3 separate regions of the Homo sapiens genome follow, and all the other regions are linked to region 3. A link is a contact called in ENCODE Hi-C or POLR2A ChIA-PET data. All regions are on one chromosome and are shown on one strand. Each heading gives the region's core, a stretch centred on a gene start or an enhancer-like site at or near the end of the contact. The rest is flanking DNA. Distances are from core to core; before and after follow the strand shown. Region 1 has its middle 28 kb from the start of MIR4261. Region 2 overlaps HPCAL1 (hippocalcin like 1). Region 3 has its middle 18 kb from the start of HPCAL1.

Region 1 (4,020 bases), core at 845-3,344, 65 kb before region 3:
CTAAGCACCACCCCTGCTCTGTGTTGGGTGCTGGGGCATCTCCCAGAATGCCCCACCATCTGTGACCCCATAGGAGGAAGAAGGGGCTCCGGGGCTCTCATTTGCTGAGGCCTTCAGAGGCATGAGCTCATGCCATCCTTGCAAACCTCCAGCAAAATGAGTGTCGTATTTCTGTTTACAGATGAGGAAACAGAGAAGTTAGGTGCCTTGTTCAATGCCCTAGAGGTAGTAAGTGGCAGAGCTGGGATTCAAACCTAGAAACACCTGTCTCCTTGTAGCATGCACCATGTCAGACTCTGGAGAAGCCTTTTGTGGATTGTCTCTGCCATGAGACCTCACAGACCCTAGGAGAGAGATGCTGTTTGCTACGGTCTGAATGTTTGTCCCTCCAAAACTCATGTTGAAATTTAATTGCCCTTGTAGCAGTATGAAGATGTGGGGGCCTTTAAGCGGTGATTAGGCCATGAGGGCTCTGCCTGCAGGGATGGGATTAATACTGCTATAAAAGGCCAAGTTCAGTTTCCTTCTGTCTCTCTTTGCCCTTCTGCCTTCTGCTGTGTGCTGATGCAGCAAGAAGGCCCTGGCCAGAGGTTGGGGTTTGGGGTTAGGAAGGCCTTGGACTTCCCAAGCCCCAGACTGTGAGAAAATAAATTTCTGTTCATTAAAGAGTACCCAGTCTCAGGTATTCTGTCATAGCAACACACTATTCCTGCACATTACAGACAAGACACTATTGCTGTCTGTTTTACGGGTGAAGAAATTGAAGCCCAGAGAGGCCAAGCAACTCACACAGCTGGGAAGTGGCAGGGACAAAATCAGATCCCAGTCTGTCTGTCTGGAGCTGTGATCACACTGCCTGCTGCCTCCCACCAGCTGAGCACACAAGAGGCCCCATCAATCCTTAGGGTTGCCATCCTTCAGGGGGCCTTGCCTCTGTCTACAGGACAGGCTTGGCGCCACGTGACGAGCTGCAGTTCCCTTTAGAGGTGAACCCTGTCCTCCCCGGAAGGAGGCAGCCTTTTCTCTTTGAATCTTTTTTTTTTTTTTTGAGATAGAGTCTCGCTCTGTCGCCCAGGCTGGAGTGCAGTGGCGCGATCTCAGCTCACTGCAAGCTCCGCCTCCCAGGTTCACACCATTCTCCTGCCTCAACCTCCAGAGTAGCTGGAATTACAGGCGCCCGCCACCACGCCCGGCTAATTTTTTTGTATTTTTAGTAGAGACGGGATTTCACCGTGTTAGCCAGGATGGTCTCGATCTCCTGACCTCGTGATCCGCCCACCTCGGCCTCCCAAAGTGCTGGGATTACATGCGTGAGCCACCGCGCCTGGCCTTCTCTTTGAATCTTGATCACGGCCTCCTACCTCCCCTCGGCTGAGGCTAACTGTAGCAGGGCGTGGGGTTCAACAGAGAAGAGCAATTAAGGCCTCTGAGCCATTTGTGCTGATTTTCCTATTAAGCTGTTGTTACCATCCAGGCTGAGGCGGCCAGACTTGGGATAATGACTGGTTTTGCAGATCAGCAGGGTGTAAAGGAGATTCTGCTGTTGGTAAACAGTTTGGCAATTTGAAGAGCAAATTGTGGCCTGCACGAGGAGCGGGGCGGATGCCAGGCTACCCCCGTGGAAACACTGGGGAAGGAAGCAGCGTCTGCAGCGGGGGCGAGAGACTGGAGGGAGAGAGGTGATGGCAGGAGGCAGGCGGAGTCGGCATGGACTGGGTGCCATCTCCACAAACTTCCAACCCTGTGGCCGCCAACGTGCTGGGGCTGAGGGGTCTTGTTCTGGCATTGTGGTCCGATGGGAGACAGACACGTGGGTGGGTTCTTAAATACAACACACGACCACAGTGCGACACCACTTCACACCCACCAGGATGGCTCCTACCCCAAATCGGAAAATAACAAGTGTTCGTGGGGATGTGGCGAGGCCGGAACCCTTGCGCACCATTGGTAGGAGTGTAAAATGGAGCAGCTGCTGTGGAAAACAGTCTGGAGGGTCGTCAAAAGATTCATGGCAGGATTATCAGAGCATCACAGAATTCTCATATGATCCAGCAATTTCTCTTCCGGGTATACGTAAAAAAACTGAAGACGGGGACTCAAGCACATTTTTGCACAGCTGTGTGTACAGTAGCATTATTCACAATAGTCAAAGGTGGAAACAACTCAATTGTCCATCAGTGATGAATGGATAAAAAATGTGATGTGGTCTCTCCATACAGTGGAATATTATTCAGCCTTATTAGAAGGGGAGGGAATTCTGACGTCTGCCAGTACATGGATGATCCTTGAAGACATGAACCTTGAAGACATTAAGTGAAATACAGCAGTCACAAACAGACAAGTGCTGTGTGATTCCACTCCTGTGAAGTGCCTACAGTCGTCACATCCATAGAGACAAAGGCAGAATGCTGGGTGCCGGGGCTGGGGGGGTGGGGAGCTGTTGTTTAGTGGGTAGAGTTTCGGTTTGGGAAGATGAATCAGTTCTGTGGACAGATGGTGGTGATGGTTGCACAACAATGTGAGTGGACTTCATGCCACTGACCTGTACACTGAAAAATGATTAAAATGGTAAACTTTATGTATATCCTGGCAATGACAAAACAGTGCCCAGACGGGAATTCCGGAGCCCCAAATCTGCACAATGAAGCTGCAGCCAATTCCTCTGGGGGTGGGGGGGTGGCGGTGACAGGTTCTAGTAAAAAATACTTGCTTTGAGGACTGGTTAACTCATTCATAAACCAGCAAGCGCTGGCTGCACCTGCTCTCTGTGGCACCCTGGGAGATGGCCAGCTGTGGGCGCCCGAGGGTGGGTTTCAGCACCACTGCAGGGGAGGAAGAAGGGTTGGGGGGATGGGGGTGCGAGGTCTCCCCAGGCCTCAGAGGCCAGCGGGCCCTGCTGCCATCAAGGGCGAGCAGGGGCTCCCTGCGGGGGGGTTTGTGCCTTTCCCGTTAGGCCCTTATCAATAGCGCAAGTAATTTCAGGTTTGGCTGGGAAAAATTCACTCAATCAGCTGGCGTCTATCATTTCCCCATAATGACTGTGTTTTTCTCTGGCTGCGAGATGCCCTGAAGCACTTATTTTCTTGAACTCAGAGCAGCTGCAGGGTCCGACTGTGGGAGCTGCCTTGGCAGGGGTCACACTTCCTGCCTTTTTCTTTCTCCTGCAGGAATTTAGCTGTCAGCGCCAGGCGAATCGGGTCCCTGTGGCGGGTTCCTTCTCCCCAGCCCCCTGCTCAGCTGTCAGGATGGAGGCTAGATGTCACCTCTGCCGTGGGCCCCCCAGAGGGGAGGTGGTTAATCAGGGTGATGATGATGAAGATGGCAATGACCCCTTTGGGGTGCACAGCCCTTTACTACTGACACCTCCTATTCCTGCTTGATATCTCATTTGAAGTGCACAGCCCTTTATAGTTGACATCCCCTATTCCTGGTTGATCTCATTTCATCTTCACAGCCATCCCAGGGGTTCAGGGGTTATCCTTATTTTCCAGGGAAGGCTCGGAGAGAGTCAAGAAATGCATCACCCAAATGGCCACCAGTACAGACGCTCTAACACCGGCATGACTGATTCCATCACAGAGCTCACCCCATGTAGTGGGAGTTAGGGATTTTGTGGCTTCTCATCAAGAAGCCTTTTGTCCTCCATAAAACAGGTGTGACATGCCTTCCCAGTTGGCCTCCCGGGCATGGTGAGAACAATCAAAGAGACATGGTGGATGGGGCGGGAGGGCATGAACTGGGAGGAGCCATCTGATGGGAGAAAGGGTCAAGGGTGGCACGACTGCAACTGACCTCCAGCTAATTCACTCCACCTGCCTCAGGACAAGTTCCAACGCTGGGGGTCAGCCTTGAACACAGGGAAATGGGGGTGGGGCGCAGGCATCAGGCCAGGGTGATGGGCCATTCACATTTGTTATAACGGAACAAAAACCAGCGATTTCCTCCGAGATACAATCAAGCAAGTTTCCAATAGCAGCCGATGTCACAGAGGGGAGCCGCGCAGAGTGAATGGTGGAAACA
Region 2 (4,237 bases), core at 14-2,513, 120 kb after region 3:
CTCCTGGAATGCCCCTCACCCCGTCTTTGCTGGGTGAGTGTTTCCCCAGCCCCGCTGAGCTCAGGTATCAGCCCCAGCGCTCTGGGTAAGTCTGGGACCATCTCCTACATTGTCTGCAAAATCCTGCAGAAAGCCTGGCCTGTGCTGGTCAGCAGGATGCTGCGTTTCCTTTTAAACAGACCCAAAGCAGTCAGCAGCCACAGACTCCCCAGAGACGGAGATGAGAGGAGGGACCTCATGCCCTGAGGCAGCCCCAGCCTCACTCCCATGCCCTGCAGGCGCTGAGCAGCCCCCAGATCCCGGGCTCCTTTGCTGCCCCAGGGTCGGGCAGTTCTTGCATCTTGGACCGAGTGGGCTCTGCCCTGCTGTGGCATGACTGGGCTTCTTCTGTCCTTTTTCTTTATTTTCTCTTTGAAGAACAGGAGTTGGAATTTCACTCACCCTGCCCCAGCTGGATGTGTCTAGGCCACCGTGGTCCCAGGCTCTCTGCCCAGCTGGGCCTCAGGACCAGGTTTTAATGCCGCTGCTTGGGTGTGCCGAGCGAGAAGGGCTCGCCAGGCAGTGCAGAGATTCCACCGAGCCCAGGCCGCAGCCCCCACCTCCCGCCGGGCTGTGCTCAGTGTCAGGAATCGGCTCCCAAGATGGCCGCCTTTCTTGTAAAGCTGTGCCAATACCCCAGGCATCTGACTGGTGCTTTCCAGCTGGCACTCCTTTTACAGATTCCATTTCCCTTTATCCTCACAACTGCTCAGTAGAACCTGCAGGCAGGGACCCTTATTCCCATTTTACAGTCAAGGAAAATAAGGCCCAGAGAAGTTGAGACAGCCAGGACCATATGGCTGGAGACGGGGCAGGCTGGGCAGAGCCCCCAGCAGGGCCCCTGGGTCTGCGGGCTGCTCCCAGCAGCACCCCTCATATACACACCCTCATCCTGACTGCAGGCCCCTGAAGCTGGCATTCTGGTTCAATTTTACAGAGGAGCAAACAGGCTGGGTCTGGAGCGTTGACACTGGCAACTCTAGCCCAGCCTTGCCTGACTCCAGGGCATGGCTCCAAGACCCTGGAAGAGCTGCCTGTCCCTCCATGGCCCCTCCAGGGCGTGCTGGGTGCTGGCAGGGCAGGCTGAGGCACTCGACAGCAGAGTTGGCCCCGTAGTCTCAGTTTTGCTCCCGCTAGGGTGAAACACGGTTCCCTGGGGAAGGGCTGTTGCTCACCTCTTGGCCTGGAACATCAGGGTGGAATTTGCAGACGGAATTCTGCCATCTGACGCGTAGATCTTCCCCCCAGGCATGGGTCAGTGCTTGAGTCATTCTGCAGCTGGCACAAAGAGCCAGGAAGAATGCGCTCCAAGATGCCTGGGAGCTGGCATGCCAAATCACCAGGCGTCATCAGCACAGCCAAGCCAGGGTGGGGGCCTCGGGCAGGAGCAGCGCCCTGCCAGCTCTGGCTGACTGCACGAGGGGCCACATCTAGAGGGACTGATGAAGGGGCGTCTAAAGCCTCAGTATCTCCAGCCTGCTGTGCCCTCTTACATTTTCTCCCAAAGAGCAGTCAGCTTGCAGTATGCGCCAAGTCCCCGCAAATGGGACGTTGGGTGATTCACATGGTTGTTTCAGCTTTTGAGTTTTTGTTGTGTGATTGAATAGTAATAGAATTATTCTTGGTGTTCTATGGAGCATTACCGGGTAGTGGGGAGGTGGGCACACTGAGCCTCTACTGTTTCTCCCCTTCACCCCTCCTTGCTGTCATCAACATGCGTTCTCCTACAGTCATGCTCCGCGCTAATTCCTTTAGTCATTCCTTCCAGCATTACTGAAACTGGAAGAGTCTTTTGTGGCATGTGGGGATTCCTCGTCGTGCAGGGCTTGAGTGCCACAGGACCCAGTGCTCGCTGTCCCCATGCCCTGGCACACACTGTTCCCTTTGTCCCAGCTGGAGAACTCCTGGAACCTTTAAGCCCTGGCTCAGCCCTCAGCTCTGTCCCATCCCAGCTGACCTCTGTGCTCTGCGCCCGAGCTCCTGAGCCCACGTAAGTCTCTTCATGCCCATCACTGCTGTTTCATGGGCGTGTGTGGGGGGTCACTTCAAGGAGCCCCAGGAAGGGTCTGTGTCTTGTCCATCCACGTGTGACTACACCCAGCATGGAACAGGACTCGGGAACCACTGAGGTGTGGGTGAAGGAACCAGTCCAGAGACTCCACTCTCACTTCAGCCTGATGTTTCTGGGGTCTGTCACTGAAAACCCCAACTTCGCCTTCAAAGCGAGATCCTGGGTGGGGGCAGAGGAAGTCCCAGGCTCTGTGGCCAGGACTCCACACCCAGATTTCCACCGGGCTCGCTCTAGCCTGGCCCTGGCACGGGTGCTGCGTGGCTCTGCTCCCCGCCTGGCATCCGGCACCCTTCACCTCTGTAGAAACACGGAACTGTCACAGGGACAGACGTACATGGGTCGGGGGTTGCTTTCAGAAAGTCTATGGTCTCATTTTGGTCCTGCCTTTGAGCTTCCTTTTCCTGCTGGGTTAGGGTTCCGGACGGAAGGGGAGCATTCTCTTGGGCGTTTCCCTTTTCCTGTCTCCCTGTTCTCTCCCCAGAGGCTCATGTATGTCCGTTTCACTCACCTCCCTTTCTCTGCTTGGGAGGCAGCTCAAAGAGCTCCTCTCCAAAGACTCAAGCTGGAGTGATGTTCGCTCTATGATGACGCCGCACTGGTCCAGGGAATGATCTCACTGGAGAGTAGCAGGAAGTCCCCCATCCTGTCCCCCACCCCACTGGCTGAGGACCATATAGCTGGGATGTGTTCACCTGGGAAGGAGATTGGCACCAGTTTGATAAATGGACACCCCCAAGTCTGGCATGGCCCCAAAACTCTACTCTGCTGCAGCTGTTTCCATGCCAGAAAACAGAGATTTCCAGAATACCGAGTCTGAATGTGCCTTCTTGGAGCAGCTTCAAATCTGAGCAGGAGAGCACTTGACCATCCTAACCCCTGACCTTCCTCCAGCAATTCCTAAAACTGGAAGAGTCACAGAATGTTAGAATAAGAGGGATCCTAGAAAAAGAACCACTCACTCATTGCTTTGTTCATTTGCTCAGGCACTGTGCTAGGCGCTTGGAATACACAACCATTCATTCAAACATATTTATTGACTGAATTGTGTGCCAGGCCCTGTTTTGGGCCCTGTGGGGGTACAGTGGTGAACAAAAGGAGGCAGACAGTCAAGAGATTTTGTAAATATAGTGCCAGGTGGCAGGAAATGCTGAGAAAGGGGTCAGGGTGAGGGACCAGAGGGTGAGGGTGGATGCTCTTTGAGGTGGGTCCTTGGAGGAGGTTTCCCCACGACTGTTGAGCAAGAACATGAACTTGGAGGGAGTGAGCCTTGCAGACACTGAGGGGAAGGAAGAGCAGACAGGTGGAGGGAACTGCAGGTGCGAAGGCCCTGAGGCTGGAACACGCTGAGCAGCTTCTCTGACTGGGACAAATGAAGGATTCTCCTTCCCCCAGGAGCTCCCAGTCTAATGAAGGAAAAAGACAAAGAAGTGACGCGTTCAAAGCTGAGTTCATACTAGAAAAACGCTGTTAGAATTCAAAGGGAAGAGCAGTTGTAGGGGCTGGGAAAGGCAAGCCTGAGGAGTGACCTTTGCATTGGGCTTTGGTGGATGAGTAGGGGTTGGCAGGGTGGCTGAGGCGAGCGTGCCACACGGGTGAACTCATATCTGCAGAGGCACAAGGTGTGCAGGGACAGCCACCCACACATTCCTCTTCCTGTCGCAGTAGCAGCTTCTGCAAGAGAAAGTACAGCTCTTGGGGATTTCCCTTTTCCTTTCTCCACCTCTTCCTTCTCACCAGCTTCATTTAGGGCATTTCAGCCTTGAGAGGGTGGAAAAGAAGGAGAGATTGGTAGAGGAAGGGGATTTCTGTGCCCTGCTGGGTCTCTCTCTCTCTCTCTTCTCATATGTTATGTTTTTCTTGTAAGGTTTTGGGGAGTTGTGGGGAGTTTAAGAGGCTGGGGATGGGTAAGAAGTCAAGAAGGTTTCGGTTGGATTTCTCAACAACAGGTCATTGGCCTGGAGCCCCTCCAGTGGGTAAAATGCCGTGATGCAACAGCTTTCAGGAAGGCCTCCAGAAATGAGCTCTAGGTCAGTGGGTTGGGTTTAGGTGCAGGCACGCCCTGGAACTGTCACTCTAGAGGTGTTACTAACCTCCTCTTTCCCCGGATCTGACTCAGCAGGGTTGGCT
Region 3 (4,291 bases), core at 1,371-3,870:
GTCAACCTGCATTAGGGGAAACAGCAGGCAGCCGGGAACCTGAGAGGTGCCCGGGATTGTGTTCACAGCGTAAGGGTTCCCAGCATGGGGATGGATGAACGCCGGGCTCAGCTGCCTTCCACAAGACAAAGCAGCCACAGGCAGGGGCCGGCCCTCTGTGACAGTGAGGGATCTGTGTAGAAAGGCCTGGCCACGGCCTCCTTTCTCTCCTCAGGCTCTCAACGAGCACGCCTGGCTGAGGAGCTTCTTAGAGGCCTGGGAATGGGTCTGGAGGAGGAGCCAGCACTAAAGACACAAGGAAAGACAGTTTCACAGTCACCGCTTTGCAGCAAATAGAGCCACAGGCTGCCCCAAGGGCCACCACATAGTCTTTTCCCCCGAACCCCGCCCCACCCCAACCCTGACTCACCCTGACTCACTTCCAGTGGGGCCACCACTGCTGGCCCAGCAGCCCTTCTTTGGCCTGCTGGTGTCTTGGGCATTGCGTGTGTGTGGGGGGGTGTCCACCTTCTCTCTCCTTTCACCTGCATCAGACCACTACTCGCCTTCTGTATCCTTCCACCCAGGGCCCTCTTCACTTTGCATTCTTTTTCTTTCACATTAGACCCTGAGGGTCAGGTTCCCTTTCTGCAAAGGCCAGGATAGCTTGATTTCTAGAACTTCCTAGGTGTAAGGGGAGATAGTTGCTTGCTGTCCCGGGAAGTGTGCTCAACCCTGGAGTGGGTTGGATCCTTCTTATGCAGCAAAAAAAGTGAAGAGAGTGGCCAGGCTCAGTGGTTCATGACTGGAATCCCAGCCCTTTGGGAGGCCAAGGCAGGAGGATCGCTTGAGCCCAGGAGTTTGAGACCAGCCTGGCCAATATAGTGAGTTTCCATCTCAACAAAAAATCAAAAAATCAGCTGGGTGCAGTGGCACACACCTATAGGGCCAGCTATTCAGGAGACTGAGGTGGGAGGATCCCTTGAGCCCAGGAAGTTGAGGCTGCACTCCAGCCTGGGCTACTAAGTGAGACCCTGTCTCAAAAAAAAAAAAAAAAAGCTTGAAAGAGAAAAAAATTGCAGTTTCCTTATGAAACCAGGCTGCGCGTTGCTTTCCCATCTCACATCACTGAGAGGTTTGTCGTCTGGGCTCTAACAACAGGCCGGGATCCAGAGATGAACAGGGCCACGTGCCTGCTCTCAGCTCTGCTTGGTGGCATCTGAGTGAAGACAAGGGTGGTTTAGCAGAGGGACGTGCTGGCCGCAGGCTGCTTGGGGTCCCTGGTGACTCCCAGTGGCCTCGGTGTGTTGGGGCAGGGTGGGATTGTGCTTCTCTGGCCCAGCCCCATGACCTAGGCTTTAAGGCAAACAGTGGGGCTGCTTCAACACTGTGGGTGGGGGGAACTTGGAGCTATAAGATGCCATCCGAGCCTCCGTTCAGAAAGACCCTGGACTCCCACCCCTCTGGAACTGAGACCTGAGGAAGGGCACCCAATCCAGACCCTCCCTTTCCTGGTGCTCCAGCCCCTCTGCCATCCTGGTGCGGGGAGCTGAGGTCTGTGCATGGGTTTGCTTTGTCAGAGCCTGAGGCAGATGCCAGGGTGAGCACAAAGCCACACTGTGTTCCCTGGGAGGCGCTATGGACCCACACAGCCGGCTGAGCCCCATCTCGGCTCTGAGGGGCTCTGCGCCAGTGGATGCCTCCGTAGGGCCTGAGGTCAGAACTCCCTGCCCACCTGCTGCCTGCATACCTGGCAGACACCCCCTACTCCAGCAGCCTGGGACCCAGATTGTCCAGGACAACTCCAAGTATAAAAACCCCTCCCATGGTCAGACTCAGGCTGGGGGTCCTGATTTGGGGTTTGGAAAATAAAGCTATGGAACACATGCCAGCATGTGCCCCAAGACATCTGCAGGGAACAGGTTGCCTGTCACCTTCATCACTGTCCTGACCCAACTGCACAAACCTTCCTAAGCTTCCATCCTCCTGATCAAAGCACCTCCACACTGAAACTGCTTCATTCATGCCGGTGTTGAGGGGTGTGAATGAGTTCCCCAGAACACCAAGCGAATGAAGCCCATGGCATTAAACTCATCCTGTGAAGCTGGAAACACATTCAGAGGAGTAAGTGATTTGCCTGAGGTCACCCTGCAGAGCAGGGGTTTATAATGGAGGAGGGGTGCAAAGTGCTCCGAGAGCAAGGCCCCTCCTGCAGATATGGAGAAAGGCTTCCTATGGGAGGTTTGACCGGGGGAAGAGTCACTCTCCAGGGCTAGAACAGGAAGGGCTGCCTAGCAGGGTGACGGCAGGTGCAACTCTGCAGAGGCATGAGGCAGTGGTGCCTGCAGAAAAGGAACCAGGCACACAGGGGAGGAGTTGGCTTCGTTGAATTCTGGAATCAGCTTCAGGAGGAATGCTAAGTCCTAAGCCCTTCTTCTCAGAGATGAGGAAACCCAGCTTCAGAGAGTTCTGGAGCCTGGCGAAGGCTCTGCAGCTGGTGTACTGGGAGCCCAAGCCTGCAGGTCCAGACCACGGCCCAGCGATGGCCTCTCAGAAGCACAACCCCAGGCCCCGAGAAGTCACATGATCTGGCTGGCAGAAGTGGCAGCCCCTCTGGGCAGGAAGCCCGTCTCCAGTGCTGAGTCATGCTGTCTCTGGCCAGTGGCACGGGGTGGCCCAGCTGTGGTGACTGCTAGGACTTCTGCTCCCCAGGCCTTCCAGCCTCCCTGGGTCCGCCCAGCTGCATGCCAGCCAGCGCACTGCCCTCCCCAGGACGTGGGGTGTCGGGAGGCCACCAGCCTCCAACCCTCCCTGCCTCTCACACTGCATGTGCAGGCCGGTGGCCCGCCCACTCGAGGGCTGTGAGGGAGGAGTGTCCGAACTGGAAGTGCAGGGCTGCAGGCTGTGTGCAGGGAGCTGGTGCTGGCTGAGGAGGGGTACTGGGAGGGGGCACATTTGCATTTTGAAGGAAGAAATGTGTTTGAGAAGTGGAGACAGGCAGGAGGGGCCTTCCAGCAGGAGGGAGCGCTTGGGCTCGGGCAGGCAGCCTCTCCTGTGGGCAGCAGAGGGAAGCTGAGGAGGGCGGCCCAGGGGCAGCAGCGGGAGGGGAGGCCCAAGGCTTTTCCCACTCCCATGAAGTCAGGAGGTGGAGGTCCTGGAAGCAAACCCTGTAGAGGGGTCCCACTTCCTGCATTCTTCCCTAGCTATAAGGCTCTGGGAGGGCCTCCCTTCCAGGGAGCAGCCTGGTTAGGAAGAGGAGAGCCTGGGAGCTGAATAGAGAGGCAGAGGCAGGACCCTGGCCCGGGCAGGAAGGGCTGGGCAGCACCGGGCTCCACGGGTGGGGCCGGCCACCGTTAGGGTGTCACTGGCCTCTGCCCTTAGTGGGGCAGTCAAGCCCACGGCCACTTTCGGGCAGCACGGCCTCTGTTAGACCATGCTGAGATGGCAGGGGAGGGAAAGGATGGGCCTTCGTGGGTGGGGACTCCACCAAAGCATCGCTGGGAGGCCATGGTTCTAAACCAATTACTCCTGACTCCTGGGCACACAGCCCTGGCCCCTCTGAGCTGATGCCTCCTCTGGGACCTCATAGAGGGTAACCAGGGCCTCCTGGGAAGGTGACAGAAGCGGCAGCAGTCCTGGAACCCCAACCAGCAAATAGCCCCCCCGCCCCCGACGGGAGCCCTGCAGCCTGCGGCCGTGTGCAGCCAGAGCTGGCCAGGTGCCCGAGCGCCTGCAAAGCACTCTCAGCTTTGTTTGCTTGCTGGTGCCCTGTCCACCCCTCCCGAAGGCAGTGATGGGGACAGCTTCTGCCCACGGTGGCTTCAGGGCAATGGGAAGTGAAGGAGGGGGTGCCGCAGTGTGGGTGGCACCAGCAGTGGGCTGGGTGGAGTCAGGAGGTGGATTCTCGGGTTCTCATCCGGAGCTGCCCCTGGCTCACAGCCTGGCCCGGGATCCATCTCGCCTCCCTCCGCCGGTACCTGCCACGGATGGGAATTTCAGGCCCCAGTCCCCTGGAGCCTCCTGTGACCCTCTAGGTCATGGCATCCAAGAGGTTGAAAGTAGCAGTCCAAGCTGGGGACTCTGCTGGCAGCCTGTCTGAGCTCCACGAAAGTGGGCACAGATGGGACCATTTTCTCCCCACGTGAGGACACCGTGCTGCCCAGATCACCCAGCTCAGCCCCGATGATACACCCAGGCCCCGAAAAGCTTTGCCTTGGAAAGAAAACGTAACTTAGGTTACTCCTCTGTTTTACTCTCTAGAAGGGGAAGAGGGCAGGCAGGGACCCTAGATCCTGGGGCTCTGTTCTTTTAA

What was found. A loop is a pair of places that touch in the nucleus more often than their neighbours do. ChIA-PET counts read pairs that join two places held with the same protein, here RNA polymerase II (POLR2A). Pooled maps may share reads with other maps.
Region 1: POLR2A ChIA-PET joins it to region 3 with 13 read pairs in Panc1. The contact joins two enhancer-like sites. POLR2A ChIA-PET finds 5 or more read pairs at or near these places in 3 of 52 experiments (K562, Panc1 and WTC11).
Region 2: a loop to region 3 is called in a map of dorsolateral prefrontal cortex, with 7 times the contacts of the local background. The contact joins two enhancer-like sites. A Hi-C loop is called at or near these places in 45 of 168 maps with a recorded cell type or tissue (CD14-positive monocyte, CD4-positive, alpha-beta T cell, CD4-positive, alpha-beta memory T cell and 34 more), 34 of 37 single-sample maps with no recorded cell type and 31 of 50 pooled maps. POLR2A ChIA-PET finds 5 or more read pairs at or near these places in 23 of 52 experiments (A549, AG04449, B cell and 18 more).

What each region holds. Positions count from the first base shown.
Region 1 is chr2:10,218,522-10,222,541 of GRCh38, forward strand. No RefSeq gene overlaps it. Among named protein-coding and RNA genes, the nearest start is that of MIR4261, 28 kb to the left of the region's middle. Within about 2 kb of position 2,095, at least 2 of the 41 ENCODE cell types and tissues checked have a DNase peak (open chromatin) inside an H3K27ac peak, as active enhancers do.
Region 2 is chr2:10,404,333-10,408,569 of GRCh38, forward strand. All of the region lies in intron 2 of HPCAL1 (hippocalcin like 1), which reads left to right. It overlaps LOC124905972 (a long non-coding RNA gene), which reads right to left. Exons shown (of 3, transcript XR_007086211.1): 2 at 3,637-3,781; 3 at 3,126-3,513. Among named protein-coding and RNA genes, the nearest start is that of SNORA80B, 40 kb to the right of the region's middle. RefSeq lists enhancers at 3,326-4,237, 3,773-4,237. Within about 2 kb of position 1,264, at least 22 of the 41 ENCODE cell types and tissues checked have a DNase peak (open chromatin) inside an H3K27ac peak, as active enhancers do; they include HCT116, PC-3, PC-9 and 7 more, where a contact is called at or near this core.
Region 3 is chr2:10,283,076-10,287,366 of GRCh38, forward strand. No RefSeq gene overlaps it. Among named protein-coding and RNA genes, the nearest start is that of HPCAL1, 18 kb to the right of the region's middle. RefSeq lists enhancers at 1-933, 992-1,592, 2,732-3,231. Within about 2 kb of position 2,621, at least 23 of the 41 ENCODE cell types and tissues checked have a DNase peak (open chromatin) inside an H3K27ac peak, as active enhancers do; they include HCT116, PC-3, PC-9 and 7 more, where a contact is called at or near this core.